Regions from separate parts of the Homo sapiens genome. Here region 2 is linked to region 1. Evidence: chromatin contacts called from ENCODE Hi-C or POLR2A ChIA-PET data. All regions are on one chromosome and are shown on one strand. The core of a region is the stretch at or near the end of the contact, and the rest is flanking DNA. Distances in the headings are between cores, read along the strand shown.

Region 1 (7,019 bases), core at 2,018-4,517:
ACCTGCCTTGGCCTCCCAAAGTGCTGCGAATACAGGTGTGAGCCACTGGGAGGCCAGAACTTCAAGTGATCTGCCTGCCTCAGCCTCCCGAAATGCTGGGATTACAGGTGTGAGTCACTGCGCCTGGCCTCATTCCTATGTCTCTAATGCCTGGAACAATGTCTGACACATAGTAGATACTCAATCTTTTTTTTTTTTTTTTCAAAGACAGGGTCTTGCTATGTTGCCCAGGCAACTCAACATTTACTCAACAATTAAGTATCCACTATGTGGTTGTTTCCCTCCACGGGAATGTAACCTCCACAAGATCTCAGGGAACTTGTCTGTGTCTCAGGCTTTGTTGGAACCCGAGGGCTTGACACATAGTAGACCCTCAGTAAATATTTGTTAAAGGAATGAACTTTAACACTTAGTAACACTTAGTATCACTTAACACTTAGTATCACTTTCTAACACTTGGAATGTGACCCTATTTGGAAATAGGGCCTTTCCAGATGTAAAGTTGAGATGTGATCACACTAGGAAAGGGTGTCTTTTTTTTATTTTTATTTTTTTGAGAGAGGCTCTTGTCCTGTCACCCAGGCTAGTGTGCAGTGGTGTGATGACAGCTCACTACTGGAGGCTGCGAAGGCCCCGAGCCCTGGGAGCCCATGCTATTTATTGGTAATCCAACAGAGAAACAGGTGGTGAGAATGTGGAGGTCAAGAGGGCACGTTGCATTAAGCCCATGATTTACAGCTGTGATGGTTTAGCATTTGCTCCGCTACTTAAGATAATGGAGAGCAGGTTCTTTTAACACAAGATACAATTGATCCTGGGTGAGCAAGGAGCAAGGAGCCAGCAAGTCTAGACACATTCCAGAGCCACGAGCCCTGGATTCTATCCAAGCCACGAGGGGTTTTATGCCCTGGGCTTAGATTATGGTGCATCAGGGCAGCCTTCCACCCTTTAGCACAGAGCTTGGTGTTCCAAAGGCCACAAGGGGTTTTAGACCTTGGACCCTGGACATGTTCCAAGACTCTTTTACATTGTGTCAGACATACAAGCCCTGCCTCAGCTTCTCCCAACACTCAGCTTTTCCCAACACACTACAGCCTCGACCTCTGGAGCTCAAGTGATCCTCCCATCTCAGCCTCCCAAGGAGCTGGGAATACAGGCTTGTACCATAATGCCCGGCTAATTTTTGTATTTTTAGTAGAAATGGGGTCTCACTATGTTGGCCAGGCTGGTCTCCAACTCCTGGCCTCTAGTGATCTGCCCACCTCGGCCTCCCAAAGTGCTGGGATTACAGGCGTGAGCCACCATGCCTGGCCAGAAAGGGTGTCTTTTTAAGAGAGGACACACACAGACATGCACACAGGAAAGAAGACGGTGCAACAGGGTAGAGATTGGGGTGATGCAGCTGCGAGCTAAGGAACGCCAGTGAAGGAGCCCCCCGCCACCACATACACCCACAAGCTATGAGGAGGGAAGGATTCTGCCCAGAGCTTCAGAGGGAGCACTGCTTTGCTGACACCTTCCTCTCAGATTTCTAGATGCCAGAACTGTGAGACAATACATTTCTTTCTTTTCTTTTTTTCTTTCCTTCCTTCCCTCCCTTCCTTCCTCTCTCTCTCTTTTTTTTGAGACTCAGTTTCACTCTTGTTGCCTAGGTTGGAGTGCAATGGCACGATCTCAGCTCACCACAACCTCCACCTCCCTGGTTCAAGTGATTCTCCTGCATCAGCCTCCTGAGTAACTGGATTACAGGCATGTGCCACCACACCTGGCTAATTTTTTTGTGTGTTTTTAGTAGAGATGGGGTTTCTCCATGTTGGTCAGGCTGGTCTTGAACTCCCAACCTCAGGTGATCCTCCTGCCTCAGCCTCCCAAAGTGCTGGGATTACAAGCGTGAGCGACCGCGCCCGGCCTCCTTCTTTCTTTATGAGACTGGGTCTCGCTCTGTTACCCAGGCTGGGGTGCAGTGGTGCAATCATAGCTTACTGCAGCCTTGACCTCCCAGGCCCAAGGAATTCTTGGACCTCAGCCTCCGGAGTAGCTGGGACCACAGGCGCGTGCCACCACACCCAGCTAATCTGTAAATTTTTTGTAGAAACAAGGTCTCCTTATGTTGCCCCCGTTGGTGAGAATACATTTCTATTGTTTAAACTACCCAGGTTGTGGTTATGGCAGCTTTAGCAACGAACACAGGGGGCCGGGCACGGTGGCTCATGCCTGTAATCCTAGCACTTTGGGAGGCCAAGTCGGGCGGATTACTTAAGGTCAGGAGTTCGAGAGCAGCCTGGCCAACACTGCAAAACCCCGCCTCTACTAAAAATACAAAAATTAGCTGGATGTGGTATAACCTGGCTACTCCAGAGGCTGAGGTATGAGACGCACTTGATTCCGGGAGGCGGAAGTTGCAGTGAGCTGAGATCACACCACTGCACTCCAGCCTAGGCGACAGAAAAAAAAAAAAACACCCATAAAAATAGAAGAAAAAAGAAAGATAAAAAAGTAAAGTAACACAGGTGTCATTTGAAACTGAGGCCTGAATGATGAAAAAAAGGCACATCGTATGAAGATTTAGAGGGAAGAAAGTTCCATGCAAGGTCAGGAAGAGAAAAAGCAATGGCTGGAGGGTACGAGTCCAGGGCGGTGAGATAGAAGGGACTGGAAAGCTAGGCAGGGGCAGTTCTTGCAGGACTTGGCAGAGGAGGGGACAGAACTGGATTTAATCAGCTTGGAGGCGGTTGTCCCTTGAGCGACAGAAACAGCTGTTAAGAACGTCACCCAGAGCGTTAGAGGGCAGGAATCTAGGATGTATTAGCTGCAGCACATAATAATGACAACGTGAAATGACCGTGCCCTCTCTGCGCTGCGCCGCCCGGCCCCCGACCTTTTTGGATGGTCGATGTCAGCGCCAGCCTTCCGGGGCGCTGGCCTGGGCTCAAGTCAGGCAATGACCAGGGGCCGGTGAGCTTTCATTTCACCTCCCCCAAATCTCCTTTCCCCAAACTCTAGACACCCCCAAAACACACAATCTAAGTCAAATAATCTCTGCAAATGCAACCTGCAGACAAGTCCCCCAACTCTTCCTGGAAGAGACAGATTCTGGAGGCGCAGAGGCACTGCCAAGGGGGCCGCAACAGACCCCGAAAGACCTTGCGAGCCTGCCATGTCCCGGTCCGGAACGCCGCACGCGGGGCGGGGCGGGGCACATGCGCACGCGCGGCCCCGCCTCCCAGGCGTGGGGCGGGGCGGGCGCCGGGGCGGGGCCGTGACGTCAGTTGCGCGCGTGGCTCTGGCTGCGCAGGAACAGCTGGTGCCTCCGAGGGCGGTCGGCGAGCGCGCGGGCGTGGGGCGCTGGGGGGCCGGTCGGGCAGCGCTGCGGGAGCAGCCGCCGGCACCGCCGCCTTGCACCATCGCATCATGTCCGGGCAGCTGGAGCGTTGCGAGCGCGAATGGCACGAGCTGGAGGGAGAATTTCAAGAACTGCAGGTAGGGCCAGGCCACCTGGTCCCGCAACTCTGCTGCCCGCGGTGCAGCGCCTTGCCCTTCCTGAGCCCCCCGGCCCGGGCGGTGGGGACAGTCAGGGCCTAGGGAGTGCCCCGGAGAGGCCCTGGGGGCGGACGGGAGGCATGGACCAGCCCCCTCCCATCACCCGGCGCTTCAGCTCTTCGTCCACGTGGGGCGCCGGGTCGCAGCCCCCTCTTCCGCCGCCCTCCCACTGGCTCTCTGCTCCACGCACCCCCTTCGCTGCAGAAAGTTGGTCTGTGGCCTCTGAGGCAAGTTCCAGGCGTGTTCATCTGTGGGGGTGGTTCAAAGAGAACAGCCCAGCCCCCACCTCTGCAGGGTCTCCCCAGATCTCACCCCGCCCCCTCCCATCTGCTTTTGGTAGCTCAGCTCCCACCCCGTGCTCTGGCGGGGCAGCACTATCCTGCAGCTCTGTTTTGGGAGGTGTACTTAAGAGCTGTTCACCTTGAACCTCTAGGTTGTGCTTGGGGATTAGGGACCCCTATTTCCTGTCTTTGGGGGCTCTGACGCTGCTGCAGGCTGATTTTGGCGTGGAGAGCATCTGTCAGTTCGGACAGCTGAGTAGCCTCACCCAGTGATAGGGGAAACTCCCAGCTCTATCCTTCTGGCCCGGAGCCTTACACGGGGTGGAGTGAGGGCGGGTGTAAGGCGGGGGTCCCCTGAGAGAATGGCATTGCTGCTGGGTGTGGGGAGCGGTCCTGGCAGCAGTTGTTCCTGCTAAGAGGTTCAGAGAGGCCCCAGCTACCTACCGTGTTGACTAGAGACGCCTCAGGAAACCTTGGGGTTGACCAAGAGGGACTCGGTGACTATTTTTGAAGACAGGGCTGTTCCCTCTCCAGTCACGGGATTGTTTTTCGGGGGGTTGGCTTTGCCTGAAATTACATTGCACACTATCACCCCAGTCCTCTCATTTGGAGCAGTGACATTGTCCCTGTCCATGTACCTCTTGTCTGCAGTTCAGTTGGCCTCCTACAGTGTGCAGAGGGGAGAGGAGGTTGCCAAGGGTGTCTCTGATGGGTCTTTCTAGACACGTGGTTGTAGATTCTGATCAATAGACAGAGGGTTGCTGGAGAGCCGGGGCAGGAATGGGGGTGCCCTTTCAGGCATGAATAGAGGGGAAGGGACCTAGACACATCTCGACCTGTCCAGCATGTGTAGGTTGATGCCTTCTCTTCTAGGGCCTGGGTCCCATCCGGTTCTCAGGGGACTGTTTTGGCTCCACTCCCACGGAGAAGACTCAGCCACTTCTTGTTTTGTTTTGTTTTGTTTTGTTTTTGTGACAGAGTCTCACTGTCGCCCAGGCTGGAGTGCAGTGGCGTGATCTCGGCTTACTACAGCCTCCGCCTCCCGGGTTCGAGCCATTCTCTGCCTCAGCCTCCTGAGTAGCTGGAATTACGGGTGTGCGCCACCGTGCCCGGCTAATTTTTTTGTGTTTTAGTAGAGATAGGGTTTCACTATGTTGGCCAGGCTTCTGACCTCAGGTGATTCACCCACCTCGGCCTCCCAAAGTGCTGAGATTACAGGCATGAGCCACTGTGCCTGGCCCTCAGCCACTTCTTTTTTTTTTTTTTTTTTTTTTTGAGATAGAGTCTTGCTCTGTCACCAGACTTGAGTGCAGTGGCACGATCGTGGCTCACTGCAACCTCCGCCTCCCGGATTCAAGCGATTCTCCTGCCTCAGTCTCCCAAGTAGCAGAGATTATAGGTGCGCGCCACCATGCCCAGCTAATTTTTGTATTTTTAGTAGAGACAGGGTTTCACCATGTTGGCCAGGATGGTCTCAATCTCTTGACCTCGTGATCTGCCTGCCTCGGCCTCCCAAAGTGCTGGGATTACAGTAGTGAGCCACCGTGCCTGGTCCTCAGCCACTTCTTAATGCTTTGTCTTACTGGGCTCGGAGGTCATGGTCAGCTGTGGAACCAAGTGGGTGTTAGGGTTGGGAATGGGAGAAGAGAAGAGGTTTGCTGTGTGAAGCTTGTGTTGTTCATAATTCCTGTCCCTTGCTTTGCCTTAGACAAGGAGGAGGAGGGGGAAGAGTCTTAACACTTCAGAGTGAGGCCCAGCGCGGCGGCTCATGCCTGTAATTCCAGAACTTTGGGAGACCGAGGCGGGTGGATCACAAGGTTTGGAGTTTGAGACCAGCCTGGCCAACACAGTGAGACCCTGTCTCTACTAAAAATGCAAAATTAGCTGGGTGTGGTGGCATGTACCTATAATCCCAGATCCTCGAGTGGCTGAGGCAGGAATTGCTTGAAACTGGGAGGGGGAGGTTGCAGTGAGACAAGACTGTGCCATTGCACTCCAGCCTGGGCAACAGAGCAAGACTCCGTCTCAAAAACAAAACAAAACAAAAAACAGCAACAACACTTAAGAGCTGTGCAATTAATGCAATTAACAGCAATTAGATAGCAAGTCTTGGCAGGCAGAGGTTGCAAAGGAGTTGTTTGACTCTTTCTTAGGACTTGGTCCTCAGATGCTGAGGTATGTTAGGGACAAAGGGATTGGGAATCAATTCTTGATTTTGTTCCCTGGTGCACAGCAAGGGTTGTAGAAGAAGGTCTGAGTGAGTGGAAACTGATGCCTCCTGCTCGGTTCATGATGGGGGAACTAGAAGGGACTGCATCCTACTTTGGGGAAGAGGGAGCCTGCTTGCTGCAGGCTTTGGTGGTCACCTGCTGGGTCAGGGGCCAGTCAGGGATGGCTCCCGGTGTCAAGATCATAGATCGGAGCAGAAACTGCCATCTACATCTTCAATTCACAGATGAGGAAACTGAAGCTTGGGCATGCTGATTCCCTGGACGGGGGCCACACAGCTAGTTAGTGGTAAAGTTGGGGCCATAATTTAGTTCTCTAAATATTGGTAGGCCCCTCTCTGCCTTCTCACGTTCCCCTTCATGTTAGATGTGAGAGCTCTGAACTCTCAAGATGCAAGGCTCTGGGACTCTGTATATGGTAAGTAGGATGTCCATTGCGTATGTGCTGGGCAGTTTCGGATACGAGATATTTGTTGGGAGCTCGGTGCATTGGCTCATACCTGTAATCTCAGCACTTTGGGAGGACAAGTTGGGAGGACCGCTCCCAGCAGGATTGCCCAGCAGTTTGAGACCAGCCTGGGAAACATAGGGAAACCCCTGTCTCTACAAACAGTAAAAAAAAAAAATTGCTGGGTGTGGTGGTGCATGGTTGTGGTCCCAGCTACTAGGGAGGCTGGAGTAGGAGGGCTGTTTGAGCCCCAGAGGTCAAGGCTGCAGTGAGCCATGATTGCACCACTGTACTCTAGCCTGGGTGACAGAGTTAGACCCTCTCTCTCAAAAAAAAAAAAAAAGAGATTTGTTGGGGAACAAGCAGGTAACAGCAGGTAGGTAGGTGGGCACACTGAACTAGAAAGCTTAACAATAGGAAGGATTTTTTTTCTACTAGAAAATCCTGGTCTATTTTAATTTTCCTACATCTTCCTTAGAATCCGGGTTGAGGGTTTCATATTTGTATCTCATTGATTCTGGG
Region 2 (6,794 bases), core at 4,196-6,695, 54 kb before region 1:
GCTACTCTGGAGGCTGAGGTGGGAGGATGGCTTGAGCTCAAGAAGTTGAGGCTGCAGTGAGCTGAGATTGCCCCACAGCACTCCAGCCTGAGTGACAACCTCCGCCTCCCGAGTTCAAGTGATTCTCCTGCCTCAGCCTCCTGAGTAGCTGGGATTACAGGTGTATACCACCACATGCAGCTACTTTTTGTATTTTTAGTAGAGACAGGGTTTCTCCACGTTGGCCAGGCTGATCTCAAACTCCTGACCTCATGATCCGCCCGCCTCTGCCTCCCAAAGTGCTGGGATTACAGGCATGAGCCACTGCGCCTGGCTTTTTTTTTAAAAATTGAGATATAAGTTCATATAACATAAGTTGGCCATTTTGAAGTGTATAGTTCAGTGGCATTTAGTACATTCACAATGCTGTGCAACCATTACCTCTATCTAGTTTCAAAACGTTTTAATCACCCGAAAAGGAAACCCTGTGCCCATTAAGCAGCCATTCCCCACACCCACTAATGTCACCACCCCCATAGTCCTAGGCAACCATTAGTCTACTTTCTGTCTCTGTGGAGGTGCGTGTCCTAAAAATTTCATATAAATAGCATCATATATATGTGACCTTTTGTGACTGAGGGGAGAGATAGGGTGCTCTTCCTCTCTTGTCCCACATTGACACAAGGGTCAGTGTGGGACAAGAGTGTGGGGTGTGGCCTGTCTCTGTGGGACCAAATGGGCGTGGCCAGCTCGCTGCCGGGGGCGTGGTCGGGTGGGCGGGGCCGGCGGGGGTGGGGCACTCACTCAGGCGCAGCATGCCCTCCCCGTTGGGCTTGTCGTTCTCCCACTGTCCCTCGTAGATGTCGCCGTTGCTGTAATACATGCGGCCCCACCCGCTGCGCTGGCTGCCACACCAGTCACCCTCATAATACTCCTTGGGTCCGAAAAACTGGATCCCATAACCCTGAAAGTACGAAGATGCTACTACTCAGGGCGCCCCCCAACACCACCAGGAAAGCCCACCGTCTTCCCAGGCACCCCTAGAGCCACACACCCCAGCTTCTTCCTTCTTCCTCAGCCCTACGTCCAAGCGGAGGGTCGTGTCTTAGCGGAGTATCCTGTCTTTTTTGTTTGTTTGTTTGTTTTTAGACAGAGATCCACTCTGTCACCCAGGCTGGAGTGCAGTGATGTGATCTCGGCTCACTGTAACCTCCGTCCCCCGGGTTCAAGTGATTCTCCTGCCTCAGCCTCCCGAGAAGCTGGGATTACAAACACGCATCACCACGCCCTGCTAATTTTTGTATTTTTAGGAGAGACAGGGTTTCACCATGTTGGCCAGGCTGGTCTTGAACTCCTGACTTCAAGTGATCCGCCCGCCTCAGCCTCCCAAAGTGCTGGGATTACAGGTGTGAGCCATAGTGCCCACCGATAATGTCTTGAAGGATCTCCCCATGCTCTGTTTCTCTCTGTCCCTCTGCTGGCGCCTCCATGCAGCCAGTCATTAAACTCCCTCCTTACTGACCCACCCTCTCCTCTCTCATCCCCACCACACCATGCGCCATGCAGCCCCTACAGCGCCGGAGGACTCTTTAAATCGCCCATCTAGGCTGGGCGCTGTGGCTCACCGGCTCACTTTAGGAGGCTGAGGTGGGTGGATCACTTGAGGTCAGGAGTTTGAGACCAGCCTGGCCAACATGGTGAAACCCCATCTCTACCAAAAATACAAAAAATTAGCTGGGCGTGATGGCGGCGCCTGTGATCCCAGTTACTGGGGAGGCTGAGGCAGGAGAATCACTTGAACCTGGGAGATGGAGGTTGCAGTGAGCTGAGAATGCACGGTAGCCTAGGTGACAGGGTGAGACGCTATCTCAAAAAAAAAAAAAATCGCCCATCTGATCATGCTCGCCCCCCTCCCACTCTTATTTTGACCCAGAAAAATGAACATAAACACCATACTTAGCCTGGCGTGGTGGCTTACGCCTATAATCCCAGCACTTTGGGAGGCCGAGGCAGATGGATCACCTGAGGTCAGGAGTTTTAGACCAGCCTGACCAACGTGGCAAAACCCTGTCTCTATTAAAAATATAAAAAATTAGCTGAGTGTGGTGGTGGGCACCTGTAATACTAGCTACTTGGGAGGCTGAGGCAGAAGAATTGCTTGAACCCAGGAGTCGGAGGTTGCAGTGAGCCCAGATCGTGCCATTGCACTCCCACCTGGGCAACAGAGCAAGACTGTCTCAAAAAACAAACAAACAAACAAACAAAAAACACCACACTTAGGCTGGGCGCTGTGGCTCACGCTTGTAATCCCAGCACTTTGGGAGGCCAAGGCAGGCGGATCACAAGGTCAGGAGATCGAGACCATCCTGGCTAACATGGTGAAAACCCGTCTCTACTAAAAATACAAAAAAATTAGCTGGGTGTGGTGGTGGGTGCCCGTAGTCCCAGCTACTCGGGAGGCTGAGGCAGGAGAAGGCCGTGAACCAGGAGGCGGAGCTTGCAGTGAGCCAAGATCGCGCCACTGTACTCCAGCCTGGGCAACAGAGAAAGACTCCGTCTCAAAAAACAAAAAACACCACACTTAGTGTCCAACCACAGGGAAACAAGGTCTGTTTGCAGATCACACCCGAGGAGGTTGGGTTGAGAAGCCAAGTCTACTCCTCAAAATCCTGATTTCCCACATATCCCTGAGGGCCCCCGCAACTCTTCTCCTCACTCCTGTCCCAGGGCAGACACACTCTGCTGTTTTACATCTCGTTCCCTTTGCTATTTTTTTGCCTCCCATCTTTCTCCCTTTTTTTTCTTCCTGGCTAACTCCTAGCATCTTTTAGTGTCACCTCCTACAGGAAGCCTGCCCTGAATTCCCTCTTTTTGAGACAAGTCTTGCTCTGTTGTCCAGGCTGGAGTGTAGTGGCACCACCATAGCTCACTATAACCTCAGCCTCCTGAGATCAAGCAATCCTCCTGCCTCAGCCTTTTGAAAAGTTGGGACTACAGATGTGCACCACAACATCTAGCTAATTATTATTATTATATAGTTTTATTTATTTATTTATTTATTTTGAGATGGAGTCTCACTCTGTTGCCCAGGCTGAAGTGCAGTGGCGTGATCTCGGTTCACTGCCACCTCTGCCTCCTGGCTTCAAGCGATTCTAATGTCTCCGTCTCCCTAGCTGGGACTACAGGTACACACCACTATGCCCGGCTAATTTTTTTTGTGTTTTTTATTTAGTAGAGACGGGGGTTTCACCATGTTGGCCAGGCTAGTCTCGAACTCCTGACCTCAAGTGATACACCCCTGTCTGCCTCCCAAATTGCTGGGATTACAGGCGTGAGCCATTGTGCTTAGCCTTCTGTCCTGAATTCTCTAGGCTGGGCTTGATGACCTTCCTCTGGGCACCCTGTGAAAACATCCCTCCTAATACCATATTCTACGTAAATTGGTTATTCAGGGCTTTCTCTTCCTACTTGCCAATAAACAATTTGGGAGCAGAGAACATGAAACCCTGGGCTCTACCACTTGCTAGCTGTGTGACTCCAGGCAAGACTGAAACTGCCTTTGCAAAATTATGACTGAGACAGTGAAAGAGATTTAATTTAACTGACTCCATCTTGCTTCTAACCTCTAAGCTGTCCATGTCCATTCCTGGGCTTAAGCTGAACTAACTTTGGGAGAAACTTATAGTTTATAGTTTAAACAAAGACAGTAACAGCCCTTTCCCGAAGACCTCCTTCTTGCCTGGGGACTAGATTGCCTTTGTAGGATTAACATTAGCTACAAGATTATAAATTATGGTTTAGGAGTCATGCAGCTGGAAGCTACAAGATTCTGATCCTCACTAAACTGCTCCTAAGATCAATGCTTAAGATATTTTGCAGACCTTGCACTTGATGGATCAGCTGGCACTACCCAAATCAATAAACTGATTTATGTGATCTTGTGGCTCCCCACCTAGGAACTGACTCAGGGCAAGAAGACAGCTTTGACTCCCTGTGATTTTATCTCTGACCAATCAGCACGCCTGGCTTACTCTTTCCCCCACCCACCAAGTTATCCTTAAAAACTCTGCAGCCAGAATGTTCCGGGAGACTGATTTGAGTAATAATACAACCCAGGGCCAGGCGCGGTGGCTCATGCCCGTAATCTTAGCACTTTGGGAGGCCCAGGCTGGCGGATCACCTGAGGTCGGGAGTTCGAGACCAGCCTGGCCAATATGGAGAAACTCTGTCTCTACTAAAAATACAAAATTAGCAGTGTGTGGTACCACATGCCTGTAATCCCAGCTACTCGGGAGACTGAGGCAGGAGAATCGCTTGAACCCAGGAGGCGGAGGTTGCGGTGAGCCGAGATCACACCATTGCACTCCAGCGTGGCGACAAGAGCGAAACTCCATCTCAAAAAATAAATAAATTAATAATAATAATAATAAAACTCAGGTCTCCCACACAGCCAGTTCTGTGTTAATTACTCTTTCTCTATTGCAATTCCCGTCTTGATGAATCGGCTCTGTCTGGGGAGCAAGAAGACAGCTTTGACTCCCTATGATTTTATCTCTGACCAATCAGCACTCCTGGTTCACTGTCTTTCCCCCACCCACCAAGTTATCCTTAAAAACTCTGCTGCTGGAATGTTCGGGGAGACTGATTTGAGTAATAATACAACTCAAGGCCAGGCACCGGCAAGGTGAACCCCTTGGGCAGTTACAAGACACCTCATCTCTTCGAGCTTGTTTGCTTATCAATAAAATGGGCATGAAGATGATGATGATGATGAGCTGTTGCTGTGAGAGTTAACTGAATATTAAATGTGTTTCAGGCCGGGCGCGGTGGCTCACGCCTGTAATCCCAGCACTTTGGAAGGCCGAGGCGGGCGGATCACGAGGTCAGGGGATGGAGACCATCCTGGCTAACACGGTGAAACCCCGTCTTTACTGAAAATACAAAAAATTAGCCGGGCGTGGTGGCGGGCGCCTGTAGTCCCAGCAACCTGGGAAGCTGAGGCAGGAGAATGGCGTGAACCCGGGAGGCGGAGCTCGCAGTGAGCCAAGATGGCGCCACTGCACTCCAGCCTGGGCGGCAGGATGAGACTCCCTCTCAAAAAAAAAAAAAAAAAAAAAAGTTTTAAATATGTGTTTCAGGCTCACAGTAGCAGTTGCTCAGTTGCAATACTGTTTATTATTAGTGTCTCTGGGACTGATGGTGAGGATTCCTCCACACTTGTGGGAGTAGATGGAGGGAACCTGTGCCCAGCTTGGGTGTTTCCGGGCTGAGCACGCGCCTCTGGCTGGCTTCGGCCCCCCGGGACCCTCCTCTCCTGTCCCCTGCTCTCTTGCTCCCACTTTTCCTACCTCCCTTTTATTCAGGCCCAGCAGAAAGGGGATTCTCAGAAAGTGATACCTGGGGAAAAGAAAGCCAGGAAACGAGGGGGAAAAGGGTGGAGGCGACTTCGTCCCCACAAGCCTGGCTGGCTCCTCGCAACCGCAGGGTTTCGTGGGCTCCTCCCTGGCCTTCTGTTGCTTCCTGTTTCCTGGGTTTTGTTCTGAGAAACTTTGCAATTCCCCCACCCCTTCCTTCTCCCACGAGCAGCACAACCCTGTCCTCCTCCCTGTAGACCTCCCCTCTCTTTTCTCCCAGGCCTCTCTCGGCTTCCCCTAAACACACACGCGCGCACACACACACACACACACACACACACACACCCCGGCTGGCAGGCCTGCTCACCGATTTCTTATCACCTTTCCACCAGCCTGAGTAGACTCTCCTGCACTTTCCTGTCTGTTGGTCAGGAAGGCTGAGGGTGCCGTAGCCGTCTCGCTTCCCAAACTTCCAGTCCCCCTCATAGATGGCTCCTTTCTTCTTCCAGACCTGTGTTCCTTTCCCTGGTGACACACAGATGGGCAATGCTGCAGACATGGCCGCCGGGGGGTGGGGGTGGTGTGCCTGCCTGAGCCTCAGGGGCCCCCAACTAGACGAATCTAGAGAGCTGGGACAGGCTCTGCGCATCATCCTAGACACCAAGTACCCAGGAGAAGGCCAGGAAAGTTCCATTTCTTTCTTTCTTTCTTTCTTTCTTTTTTTTTTTTGAGGCAGTGTCTCACTCTGTCGCCCAGGCTGGAGTGCAGTGGCGCGATCTCAGCTCACTGCAACCTCTGCCTCCCGGGTTCAGGAGATACTCCTGCCTCAGCCTCCAGAGTAGCTAGGACTACAGGTGTGCGCCAACACACTTAGCTAATTTTGTGTTTTAGTAAAGATGGGGTTCCATGTTGGCCAGGCAGGTCTGAAACTCCTGACCTCAAGTGATATGCCCACCTCGGTCTCCCAAAGTGCTGGGATTACAGGCGTGAGCCACTGCGTCCGGCCAGAGGTAATTCTCTTATTTGTTGATTAGTGTCGCATGCCTGTCTTTTCCAGGAGAATGTGAGCTGCAGGAGGGCACAGACTTTGGTCTGTTTTGTTCCCTGCACTGAAAAACTGTGCCTGGAGGCTGGGTGCAGTGGCTCGAGCCTGTAATCCCAGCACTTTGGGAGGCTGAGGCGGGTGGATCACCTGAGGTCAGGAGTTCGAGACCAGCCTGACCAAAATGGCGAAACCCTGTGTCTACTAAAAATACAAAAATTAGCCAGGCGTGGTGGCAGGCGCCTGTAATCCCAGCTACTCAGGAAGCTGAGGCATGAGAATCTCTTGAACCTGGGAGGCGTGGGTTGCAGTGAGCCGAGATGACGTCGTTGCAGTGAGCCGAGATGACGTCATTGCACTCCAGCCTGGGAGACGAGCGAAACTCCATCTCAAAATCAAACAAACAAACAAACAAACTG

What was found. A loop is a pair of places that touch in the nucleus more often than their neighbours do. ChIA-PET counts read pairs that join two places held with the same protein, here RNA polymerase II (POLR2A). Pooled maps may share reads with other maps.
Region 2: a pooled map shows a loop between it and region 1 (2.7-fold over the local background). The contact joins the enhancer-like site here to the promoter of TMEM120B in region 1. A Hi-C loop is called at or near these places in 7 of 50 pooled maps. POLR2A ChIA-PET finds 5 or more read pairs at or near these places in 8 of 52 experiments (CD8-positive, alpha-beta T cell, H1, HCT116 and 5 more).

What each region holds. Positions count from the first base shown.
Region 1 is chr12:121,709,485-121,716,503 of GRCh38, forward strand. TMEM120B (transmembrane protein 120B) reads left to right here and starts at 3,268. Exons shown (of 12, transcript NM_001080825.2): 1 at 3,268-3,480. The coding sequence starts at 3,412. RefSeq lists silencers at 3,110-3,369, 3,380-3,429, 3,610-3,739.
Region 2 is chr12:121,653,491-121,660,284 of GRCh38, forward strand. MORN3 (MORN repeat containing 3) reads right to left here. Exons shown (of 6, transcript NM_173855.5): 2 at 5,701-5,858; 3 at 784-943. Among named protein-coding and RNA genes, the nearest start is that of MORN3, 13 kb to the right of the region's middle. Within about 2 kb of position 5,446, at least 18 of the 41 ENCODE cell types and tissues checked have a DNase peak (open chromatin) inside an H3K27ac peak, as active enhancers do; they include CD8-positive, alpha-beta T cell, where a contact is called at or near this core.